Regions from separate parts of the Mus musculus genome. Here region 1 is linked to region 2. A link is a loop called in an ENCODE intact Hi-C map of the cell type or tissue named here. Cell type or tissue: left cerebral cortex. All regions are shown on one strand. Links, peaks and the distances in the headings refer to the core of each region. The heading gives the core; the rest is flanking DNA. Region 1 overlaps Opcml (opioid binding protein/cell adhesion molecule-like). Region 2 overlaps Opcml (opioid binding protein/cell adhesion molecule-like).

Region 1 (5,381 bases), core at 218-5,217, 50 kb after region 2:
TGGACTACTGTGAGAAAAAGGCTAACACTAATTCTCACCAGGTACCCTTCTTCCTACCCACGGGAGCTGCACACAAGGCATCTCCCCTCTACTTAGCTATTATCAGAACCACAAACCAGAAAATCTTTTGACTGGCAAGAGACCAAGACATCAATTTTCATCCCACATCTGCCTGAAAGAGTAGGAGTGATGTTATATTACCAGTGACATTTTCTCACTGGAAAGATTGCCTGGATCATATTTATATTTATTTTCCTAAATGCAATATTCAAACCACTAATAGAACAAAATCTACTAATTAAATTTCATTCAATAATGCATTTTTCACCTTAGCTTAGCGGTGTCCTTGTACATTTCTGCCAGGATACTGCTAATAATGTCTTATTTAGCTTATAAATGGTGCTTATCATCAAATTCAAAAAAATTAACAAGCATCAATGAGCCTAAAGTGACAGCACAGTAAATAATTTGAAATGCCTCCACACTGTAGACCTATTTTTCTTTTTTGCTTAATTTGATTTCATTTATTTATTAAAAATTAAGCATATGGATTCAGAATGATGCTAGCACGGCTGCCATGGAAGTCCCTGATGCTGCCAACATGTCCATAGAATAGAAGAAACACCCAGCAGACTAGAGGCTCACCCCTTGAAGGAAAAACATTTCACAGCCCCCTAGCACCATGACTGGGCCCATTGCATCTTCTCCAAGATGGTTTTTGAACTCTGCTTCATCATTATTATTATTAATAATATTATTATTACTGCTACTGCTACTACTACTACTACCACTACATTTGTTATTCCTGGTTAAATTGACCTTCTGTGGTTAAAGTGAATTACTTGGAAGAGGTCTACAGTTTCTATGCCATTGGGTAAGGTTAATAATCCCCTTGTTGTGTGTCGTTCTTTGTGCTCATAACATACTTGAGACTTAAGAAGGACCTGGATGGTATTATCCCAGGCCAAGTACATTGTGTAGTAGCCTGTGACATGTGATCTCCACAAGCCTCCTCCATAGATGTGGTAGGTTACAATTATTCTGTTGTACTGACCAGGGAGCTATGGTTGAGAGAAGCTAATCTTCCATCCCCAGTCACAGTAGCAGCACACCCTTGACACCCCCAGGCTTTGTGACTTGACACTTCCAAGCTTAGGTATCCTCATTTGCCCTTTCTTCTCCAGCCACACTGTCACACATTTCCCAGAAGACAGAACTCCCATTACTATTGGCGTAAGGTCTCTGTTTGTGTTTATATTTACTAACTAAACATTATCAGTTCCGCTATTGGTCATTTATCTATTCCGATCAAATACTTAGCAAACATTTGTTTTGTATCAGGCTGAGTTATAGACATATACATGGCAGAAATGAGAATTCTACCCTCTTGTCATTCAGACTCTGGCATGTGCATGTGGGTGGTAAGTGCTAGACAATAAGGAAAATGAATGGTTATATTATGTAGTAGAACTGGGAGTGTTAATTGGAGAGCCGAGTAATAAAGAAAAAGCAACTAGAAGATTATTAGATGGACAGTGGTGGCTGAAAGAAGAAATGCCAAATTTGGTTCCCCGATTCTGCTTTGTGGACTCTTTCAGAAGGTTGATGCTTTTACCTCCTCCTCCCTGGTACATTTATTCCATAGATTAAACCTACCCCCAGTATAAGAGAGAATAGGATTTCTGCAGGTCTTCTAATTAGCTAGAGCAACGTTGACATCCAGTGGTGAATTTGATTCATCACAGGTGCCCACACTTAATGCCTATATCTCTGACTGTCAGGGGGTATATGGAGTGAGTGTTGGCCTGCTGTTTCTATGCAGCTTGGCCTGGGGTACCTCTACACATGTATACTCTCTTTCCATGCTTTAAACTAGTCTTCAAGAGCATGCAGGTTACCATAGCAATATGCAATAGCTAGTCTATATCCAAGGCATGTGTGTGCTCAAATTTGCTCGCAAACTCACTCATACACACACACACACACACACACACACACACACAAAGGCATCAAACTACCTAATATCTGTATATACATATTCTAACTATGTCCTTGCAGATGTTTGTATATATGGTTCCTATATTACTTAAAAACATTAGCCTGATGACACGGTATTCTTTCTCACATGGTCCCCTCTTTATCCTTAGAACTGTGTTGTAAATAACAAGGAAAGACTACCACCCTGTATCCTACAGACTTTTCCCTCAAGCTAATTCACAGTGTTGTTTCCACTGAAGCAGAATCAGGTATGGCTGAACTGGGCTTCCTTGCTGATCTGCTCATAGTAGCTCGGATATCAGCAGAAGCCTGCTGTCCCTGCACTGATGACAGTTGATTGCCTTCATCCAGGGGGAATAGTCATATCTTCCCAATGCTTGACCTGGAGAAACCAAAGGACACAGGACACTGCCTGGCCCTAAAGGGCACCAAGTCCGGAGCAGACATGGTCAGAGACAGAATAAAACTTCAATTCGACTCCCCACTTCTTTTTCTTTAAAGGCAGGACCCATCAGAATTTACAAGCCACTTACTAATTAATATTTTTTTGTGTATCCTAGTAATTGCCATGCATTGAAAACTTGGAGACAATTGTCTCACTGGAATCTGAGGCTCAAGCCATGCTACAAAGCTACATTTTCAAATCCCTTTTACCTCTTGATATGAGGAAAGAGAAGGAGAAAGAGGACCCTAAACTAGTTTAACACAATGCACAATTAAATATTGATTGGAAATTCTTCCTACGAATTTCCCCTCTACCTCCCTACCTCCACAGGGAGGTGTCTGGATGTGATTCCTAAGCTGTCCCCATACAGTGATTACGTTCATTAGGACACCAGCCTTGTGGTTAAAGCACTTTCCTTACTGCTGCACGTTTAATTAGACAACTCTTCCCCAGAAATTATTTATAGCCAGGCTGCAGAGCTATTGTTAGTCCCAATGTAAATAAGATTCAGGGCGGGAGTCCCAGTGCGCTGCAGTGGCTGGCACTGCCGCCATCAGCCCACTCCTGGTGCACACTCGGGGACTGCTTCCAAGCCTTTACAGCTAGATCGCTGCTGTTTAAAACCCCTGGCGTGATTCTCTAATGAAACTTTTAATACAAGCCCTTCCAAAAGACTGGGAATCTACCAGGTCAGTGTGAGTGCACGGAGGAGGAGTTAAGAGAAGAAGGGGAGGAGCTGGGAGAGACAGGAGCTGCCTCCAAGGCAGTACTCAGCTTTCCTAGTTCAGCTAGGGAAGTGTGCACATGATCTGTTTTAACACAGCCATCCCACATACAAGCAACTGCTTTGGGCACTGATGGTTAAAGACCCAGATATGGATTTTCAAGTATAAAGCTGTGTTTGCAGTCTGGGCTGGTTGAAATGAATGTCTGGGGACTGGGAGGTAACCTGTGAGCCCAATGCCCTTTCAATACAGTGTACATTAAAAGTGTTGAAGCTGCTTCCAAATCCAGGGCTTGGACTTGGTGCTGGCATGATGAGGGCAGCATCACCTCTGTCTGCAAGATGTTCATAATCAGGTGAACACCATTAGTGTGTAATCAAAGTAAACAAGAATGCTATTTGAAGAGCTTTTCATATCAGCAACCATGGATTGTCCAGGGCCCTCTGGATACTGCCACTTTGCATCATTTAATGAACTGCCTTAGGAATAGAATGCTATTATTGCAATGCCGGTGCCAGACTTTTCATTGCTGTGACAAAATGCCTGATGGAGTAACTTACAAGTGAGGTTTCTCTTGTCTCATCTGCTCAGAGGTTTCAGTCCATGGTCAGTCTGCATTGCTGCTTCTGGACAGGGATGAGGCTGAGCGCCATGGCAGGGTGGGCAGGGAGGGGCAAACTCAGCCAATTACCTTAGGGCTACCATCAGACAGAGTATTAAAGCTTGAGTATAAAACATACCCTGTGGGCCTTTGTATTGAAGTTGGTCCCCAGCCAGGTGCTCTGTGTGGAAGATGTGGGGGATCTTTGGGCAGTGGGCAGAGCTGAAGAAAATAAGTATCTAGAGTTGTCTTTGATGGGTATATTTGGTTCCCTCTCTGTCTGCTACTGATCTGTCAAGAGCGCATAATCTTCCCCATCACCTGATCCCATGGCCAGGATGTTCTGCGCAAGCCCACGTAGCTGAGCACCCAAGGACCGAACCCCCTCAAGCCCTGCGCAAGCCCACGTGGCTGAGCACCCAAGGACCGAACCCCCTCAAGCCCTGCACCCAAACAAGTAAACCTCTTCAGGTTGTTTTCCCTCCGTCTCTGCCATGGTGATGCAAACGCTGCCTAACACTGAGAGAGCAGAACAAATCCCAACCTGGCCTTGGATATCATATTCAAAGTGGCTTTCTCTCTTAGTTAGGAGACTGATGGCCCCCTCACAGGTACACCTAAAGGCACGCTGAACATCTCTTCATGGACACTTCTCACAAGTAAGCTTGCAATCAAATGAACCACAGCAACCCTCACTTGTCAGCAGCTACACCTGAAGCTTTAAAAAGTACCAATGACTCTTGATATGCAACAATAAATATCCAGCAATGTGTCCTAGTTTGGCCTCTGTTGCTGAGACAAACACAATGACCAAAAGCAACTTGGGAAGGCAGGGGTTTGTTTGGCTTATAGAACCCCATAAGAGTCCATAATTGAGGGAAGGCAGGGCAGAAACTCAAGCAGGAACCTGGAAGCAGAACCGTACAGGAATGCTGCTTATTGTGCTTATTGATTTTTCCCCTTTGGCTTGCTCAGCCTGCTTTTTCTTTTTTCCTCCCTTCCCTTCCCTTCCCTTCCCTTCCCTTCCCTTCCCTTCCCTTCCCTTCCCTTCCCTTCCCTTCCCTTCCCTCCCCTCCCCTCCCCTCCCCTCCCCTCCCCTCCTTTCCCCTCTCCTCCTCTCCTCTCCTTTCCTTTTCTCTTTCTGTTATTGTATATTTTCTTTATTTACATTTCAAATGTTATTCATTCCCTTTCCAAGTTTCCCCTCTGGAAACCCCCTATCCCTTTCACTCTTCCCTTTGCTTCTATGAGGGTGCTCCCCCACCCACCCACCTCAGCCTGCTTCCTTATACAACTCAGTGCTCCTCATGCAGGGCACATACCATCCACAGCCTTGACTATAGGCCAATCTGAGGGAGGCAGTTTCTCAGTCAAGTTTTCCTTTTTCCACTTGACTCTAGTTTAGATTCAGTTGACAAAAAGGGAATGCACATAATGCATAAAAACCCAAAATGTTTTCTAACCCCCCACTTTTTCTCTTGGCGACTAGAGGTGTATAGTAAACATGACATAATTAAATGTGTAAATTTCAACCAAGTTGTTAAAAAGGAGAGAGCATTTCCTTCCAAGGAGAAAACAGTGGTCCCACAGAACTTTGCCAAAGTTAAGCCAT
Region 2 (5,381 bases), core at 249-5,248:
CAGATATGAGAATTTTAGTCAATAAAACGTAGCCAGATTTATCAGAAGTGGAGCTTATGATTTATATAGCCATTGTAACACACATCATTTCTGAATGAGCAAAAGGTTACTTTATAAGTACGGATGTCTCAGATAGCTCACCTGTCATTCTGAGGTCTGTGTAGGTTCTCACCCTAGCTGGGCACTGCGGTCCTGATCACACTTTTTGTGATCACACTTTAAACCTGTCAGCATCACCATCATTGGACATACACACACACACACACACACACACACACACACACACACACACACCACTCTAGAATTTGTTTCCCATCTGTGGCCCCTGGAGTGTATACACATCAGGACAACTATGCATATAGTCCTACCCATTTAGAGATGACATCACATGATAAGGTCAAAGATGAGATGATAGCAATGCCAACGGTAAGCTATCCATAGAAAGACTTTTCAGAACTGCACACTGGTATTACCACTCCTGTCTCATCATTTGCTCTCCTACACGCAATTCTCTAAGTTCTCTCAAATCTCTTTCTTGCCATGCATCTAGATAGAATCGGTGTAAGGAAGACTGGCAACACAAGAACAGTTTCTGCAGATCCTGAGGATCTAATTTGTCCTTGGTGGTAGGAGATGCAGTCTGGAGAACTGGGGGTGGGGTTTTGAACACACTGTTGATCGTCTCTCCACTCATGGGGAATCTGGAAATACAAAGTCCTAGAGAAAGGAAATGGGAAATGGAAAGTGAAATAAAGGGAAGGAAAGGGGCTACAGGTAAGGAGCAGGGTTGTGCTAATTATCTATTACCTAAGGTTCACCAGAGGTCAGAGCCAAGGGCATTGTACAGGTACAGTAATGTCAGCAACATTTGCAATAAACATACAGAGCAATACACACATACCTAGAAAATTATTTAATTTTCATACATATATATGAAAGACAGACACACACAGCAGGGTGGGGGGCAGGCAGAAGGAACACGGAGGGAGGGAAAGAGAACAACTTTTTTTTAAGGGACTCACTACCATGATTATGGAAACTCTACATCCATGATCTGCTGCATGGATTAACAAGATAGAAACCCAAGAATAGTTGAAAATGGGGTTGGAGTTTGAGTGATGGGGTTAATTGTTGGAAGAATTCTCTCCTCTCCTGTCTTTGTTCTTTCTAGTTAGGCTCTCAACTGACTGGATGAGGCCCACCCACCAATGAACCCTGTTTTTCAAAAGTCTGTAGACTTAAATCTTGATATTGTATATAAAGTATCAACCCAGAAACACCCTGAATGTCTGCACCATTGCCGATCCAGAATGACACATAAAATCAAGGATCGTGGGTCTGCATACAGCTTTGAAGCAGCTGTCCTAAAAGGATTAAAAGGAGTGTTCCTTTAAGAAGGTCATACTAAGAAGCAAAGAGAAGAAAAGTTACCGTCCTCTCATCCTAATATCCCCACCACAGGCAAGCTAATGCCCAATCTAATGCCTCAAAAGACAAAGCCACCTTTAGCATTTAAAGACTTCAAATTACAAAGTGCTTAGAAAAAGGAAGTACGTTGGTGAGAATGGATTTTATCCAAAGTGCAATTTGTTTTCCCTTTCATAAGTGGGGAAGAGGTTCCAAAGAGGTACAGAGCAAGGGGTTAGATGCCACAGAGAGTGAAAAAGAAAATGGACTACAGAGAGACCAAAAATAGCTCTTTAAGAGACATAATTATTCAGAGCTTCAATTTACCTACATCTACTTTAGAAAAAAAAATCAGAATCTACACATGACCCTAATACATGGCCCAGATTTAAATGTGGCACCTTGAATCTGGGGGATAGGAAGGAAATTGGAAGGAGACTTTTCAGGGCACACTCTGGCAGTGTTCAGGAGGAGGAGGGAAAGAGAAGAGAGGCTGGGCTGGGTTCTTCACACTCATAGTAATTTCTGTTATTGTTTGTTTGTTTGTTTGTTTGTTGTTGTTGTTTTTAAGTGAAGTTGGGTAGTTGCCCTCATTATGTTCCAGAATGGCAAACCATCCAAGAGACTCATACTATAAGGCAAAACTCCAGTCACCAATTAAACATGCAGTTGGGGGAAACACAGCTCTATCTTGTTCAAACTGCAGTGGGTACAGTGCTTAGGTCTTTGTCTTGATCATCAGCATTGAACTCTGAGCTATATAACAGAACAGAAAGAGTGTAGCTCTTCCCATTACTGCCACAGCCACTGTATTAGCATTTGGTGTCTCTAACAGAATACCTATGGCATAGAAATCAAAGGAGAAAAGGTCTTCTCTTATGGTTTCAAGATTCCACACCACATGGTCATGGCTGCATCCTTGTGATCTATGACAGCACAGTTGATGGGGGGAGGGGGGCAGTTTCTTCTTTCAAGGCAGAGCCTGACTCTTTGTTAGTAAATTTCCAATGGCACAGAATGGTACAAAATGTCTTTTGTACATGGGACTTGGAAGACACTTCAGATCCAATCCATCGCACTTACTTTAGAACATATACTTTACTGAACTTGTACACTATATCAAAGAGATACATTAATATATCTTGAGTGCATAATTCCACATTTGCCAGCAATTCTAATTCCATAGGGATGTCAGTGATATGGACCCAACCAGGGTGTCAGGAGCAGAGATCTACAGAGCCCCAAGCCATCCGGATCAGCAAGCAAGAAGCTTGTCTTCTCTGCAGAGAGAACATTTCTTGCTGCACAAACCGGAAATCCCATGTGGGAGAAAAGCACAACTGTTGTAGTGGAAGTGGGAGCTTGAGGGAGTCCAGGAGTCTAATGGCAGAGGTCAGCAGGGGAACGACAAGCTGAGGCAAGACAAGATCTCTGCAAAAGCACAGGCTGCTTGGGCGGAGGGTGAAGCAAGACTGTGAAATAAAGCTGTGTCTATTTTCCACCCTCTCCCTCCCCCTCTCCATCTGCCTGTCTCTTCCCTTTTCTCTCTCCCTCTGCCTCTTCTCCCTTTGCAAGCCTTCAGCTGCTAATTTCCATCCAACACTTCTCTCTTCCTCTGTCAAGATATCCTCCTTGCTAACCTCCCCCACCCCTTGGCAATGGGCACATTTTATTCCACAGATTGTTTGCCCGACAATTCCCGACGTGGTGATTTGCTCTGACATCTTTGTGTATGCAATCAGCCTATGTCACAGAGGGCCTGTGGAAAATGCAGGGGACCAGCTCTGCAGAGGACAACCTTGTAACTCTTCAGTGAGGCTTAGACACAAGGGGCTTGAAGGAAGGAGAGACAGGGGTATCATAAACTTCCCTTGCTGCAGGCTACTAGCAGTCTCCATTGGGACTCAGCTCTCCAGACCCCTGAATAGGGCATGAGTGACTCTTTTGCAAGTAGCAAGGGTCTGTCAAACACGAATCCCCATCATCCCCATCTTAATTAACACAAACTAATGGTGCTGGGTAGAGAGAGAGTACTAAAAATAGTTTTCTGGATAAACTGAGACAGAGACATAAACAACACAGCAAGCTGTACCCCAGTGTCTGCTCAGCTCTAAAACACTCACTCTTAGACACATTTAAATGGCTGGAATGTAAAATTGAATGCCTTTGCCTATTAAATCAGTAATAAATGTGTGTGTGTGTGTGTATTTATTTGTGGCATTGAGTGTGTATGAGTGTGTGTTTATGTACTGAGTGTGTATGACTGTGTGCTTGTGTATTGTCTATGTGACTCTTTGCATTGTGTTTGTGTGTGTAAGTATATGTGTATGTATGTGGCATTAAGTGTGTGTGTATGAGAAAGGGAGTGTGTGTGTGTGTGTGTGTGTGTTTAATGTGTTAGGGTTGTGGGATATCACAACAGGAAGGCAGACAGGAAATATCTGTCTTGTATTTGAAAATGGAAAATGTGAAATTATTCTAAAATAAAACATTAGAGAAATAGTGGAAAGAGCGAGGGATCAGGAGCATAGCTCAGCAGGAGGGAAGTTTTCTAGCCTGCACAAAGCCAGGGTTTGTTCTTCAATAGCACAAACTCACAAAAGAAAACAGATGAAGGAAGGGAGGACTAAAGGATGGGAGGGACAAACAAGGCCATTTTAAGAATGGCTAACATAAAAAATATGTCCTTCTAAAGAGCATACGATCCAAATAGCAAATAGATTGCCTTCCGTAGTACCTTCTTCATGTGAGTTGAAATGACTGATTGGTGGGTAGATAGATGCAGTGAAAGAGGAAAAGCCAAGAGAAATGCAGACTTGCAAAGAAAGGAGGAACAGCCCACACTCGGCATGGGGACAGACAGAAGTATTCCTCATCTATGAGGAAACTCTCACAATAAAGCTACGGACACATGCATCAAGGGAGTGACTCTCAACAGGTCATCATTTCAGGCTTTGCAAGGTCACTTTGTCTCTCTTTTTTCCAGTTTCCTTACCTGTCACAGAAATCATTAAGATTTTCAAATTCCATAAGCTACAGATATGTGGCTGTGGCTGGAACAAACACCTTCCTAGAAAAACATTCACATGTGTGTATCTTTTGGCTGCAGCCTAAACTACTTCTACCTGGCATGCCCTCCTTTTCCCATTGGCTTTGAAACGTATCCTCATGGCACAGTTCACTTGCCTCCTCCCTGGGCAACATTCTCATGTCCTCAGCATAAGTAGTACCTGTCTTCCATGGGCCTCCTGTGAATTGCTGCTCCTTCCTAGAGTCACAAAGCTATACAGTTTTCCTGATTGGATACAGGACACACACTCTCTGCAAATTTAGTGAAGTCTGTTGCTATACCCAGTGCCAAGTGTGATGGTTAGTGCTCCTTCAGTGTTTGCTGAATGACATGGAGTGACACTCCTCCATATGGGGACCCTCTCTTAGCTGGATGCTTGAAGTAGTGTGTTCAAGGATTTTAGGAAATGCTATGGTTAAATATTTCCCAAGACAAACCAGGCAGGGAAACTGATGTCACCTCACTCAGTGGAGAACTGGACTCTCTTGGCCCAAACACCTTCCCTTGTCATAAAGAAGACAGTCATCTGCAGGGCATGCTCGTGAATGCACATTCCTGTGTGATTAACAAGCTCCCACGCAGTAAGGAGAGTAATTTTTTCTCATACATCAGAAGTTTACCTACTCAGTGATTTCTACTCTGACTTGGAGCAAAGGATTTGATGTCTAGGCTGTAGTGAAAGAATCAAAAGCTGTGGTCCAAAGGAAACCCAGCTATTAGTTTCATGTTTGTCATGGGGGGGAGGGTGCAAATTAAAGACATATGCCATTTATTTCTTTATAAATACCTCCTTCTCATTGTGCAAATCTTCCATTACACCCACCTTCTACTCTGTTCCCTAGCCATGGCTAGTGGGCTAAACTCTTCTTAGTTTGGGCGCCCTTTCAGGGAGGAAGTTCTGTTA

The links. Peaks named below come from ENCODE experiments on the same cell type or tissue, not always from the same donor. Only the 100,000 strongest peaks of a DNase experiment are listed, where the experiment ranks them.
Region 1: a loop joins it to region 2, with 7 times the contacts of the local background. A loop is called at or near these places in 2 of 42 quality-filtered maps.

What each region holds. Positions count from the first base shown.
Region 1 is chr9:28,334,434-28,339,814 of GRCm38, reverse strand. The region is part of intron 1 of Opcml (opioid binding protein/cell adhesion molecule-like); the gene reads right to left. Among named protein-coding and RNA genes, the nearest start is that of Gm39313, 59 kb to the left of the region's middle. In left cerebral cortex, for the core only: a CTCF peak has its summit at 1,737; DNase peaks (open chromatin) are centred at 1,699, 3,017, 3,210 and 5,138; H3K4me3 peaks cover 588 bases; H3K27ac peaks cover 1,573 bases.
Region 2 is chr9:28,384,519-28,389,899 of GRCm38, reverse strand. All of the region lies in intron 1 of Opcml (opioid binding protein/cell adhesion molecule-like), which reads right to left. All of the region lies in intron 1 of Gm39313 (a long non-coding RNA gene), which reads left to right. Among named protein-coding and RNA genes, the nearest start is that of Gm39313, 9.0 kb to the left of the region's middle. In left cerebral cortex, for the core only: no CTCF peak of the experiment used is centred there; a DNase peak (open chromatin) is centred at 2,951; H3K27ac peaks cover 1,727 bases.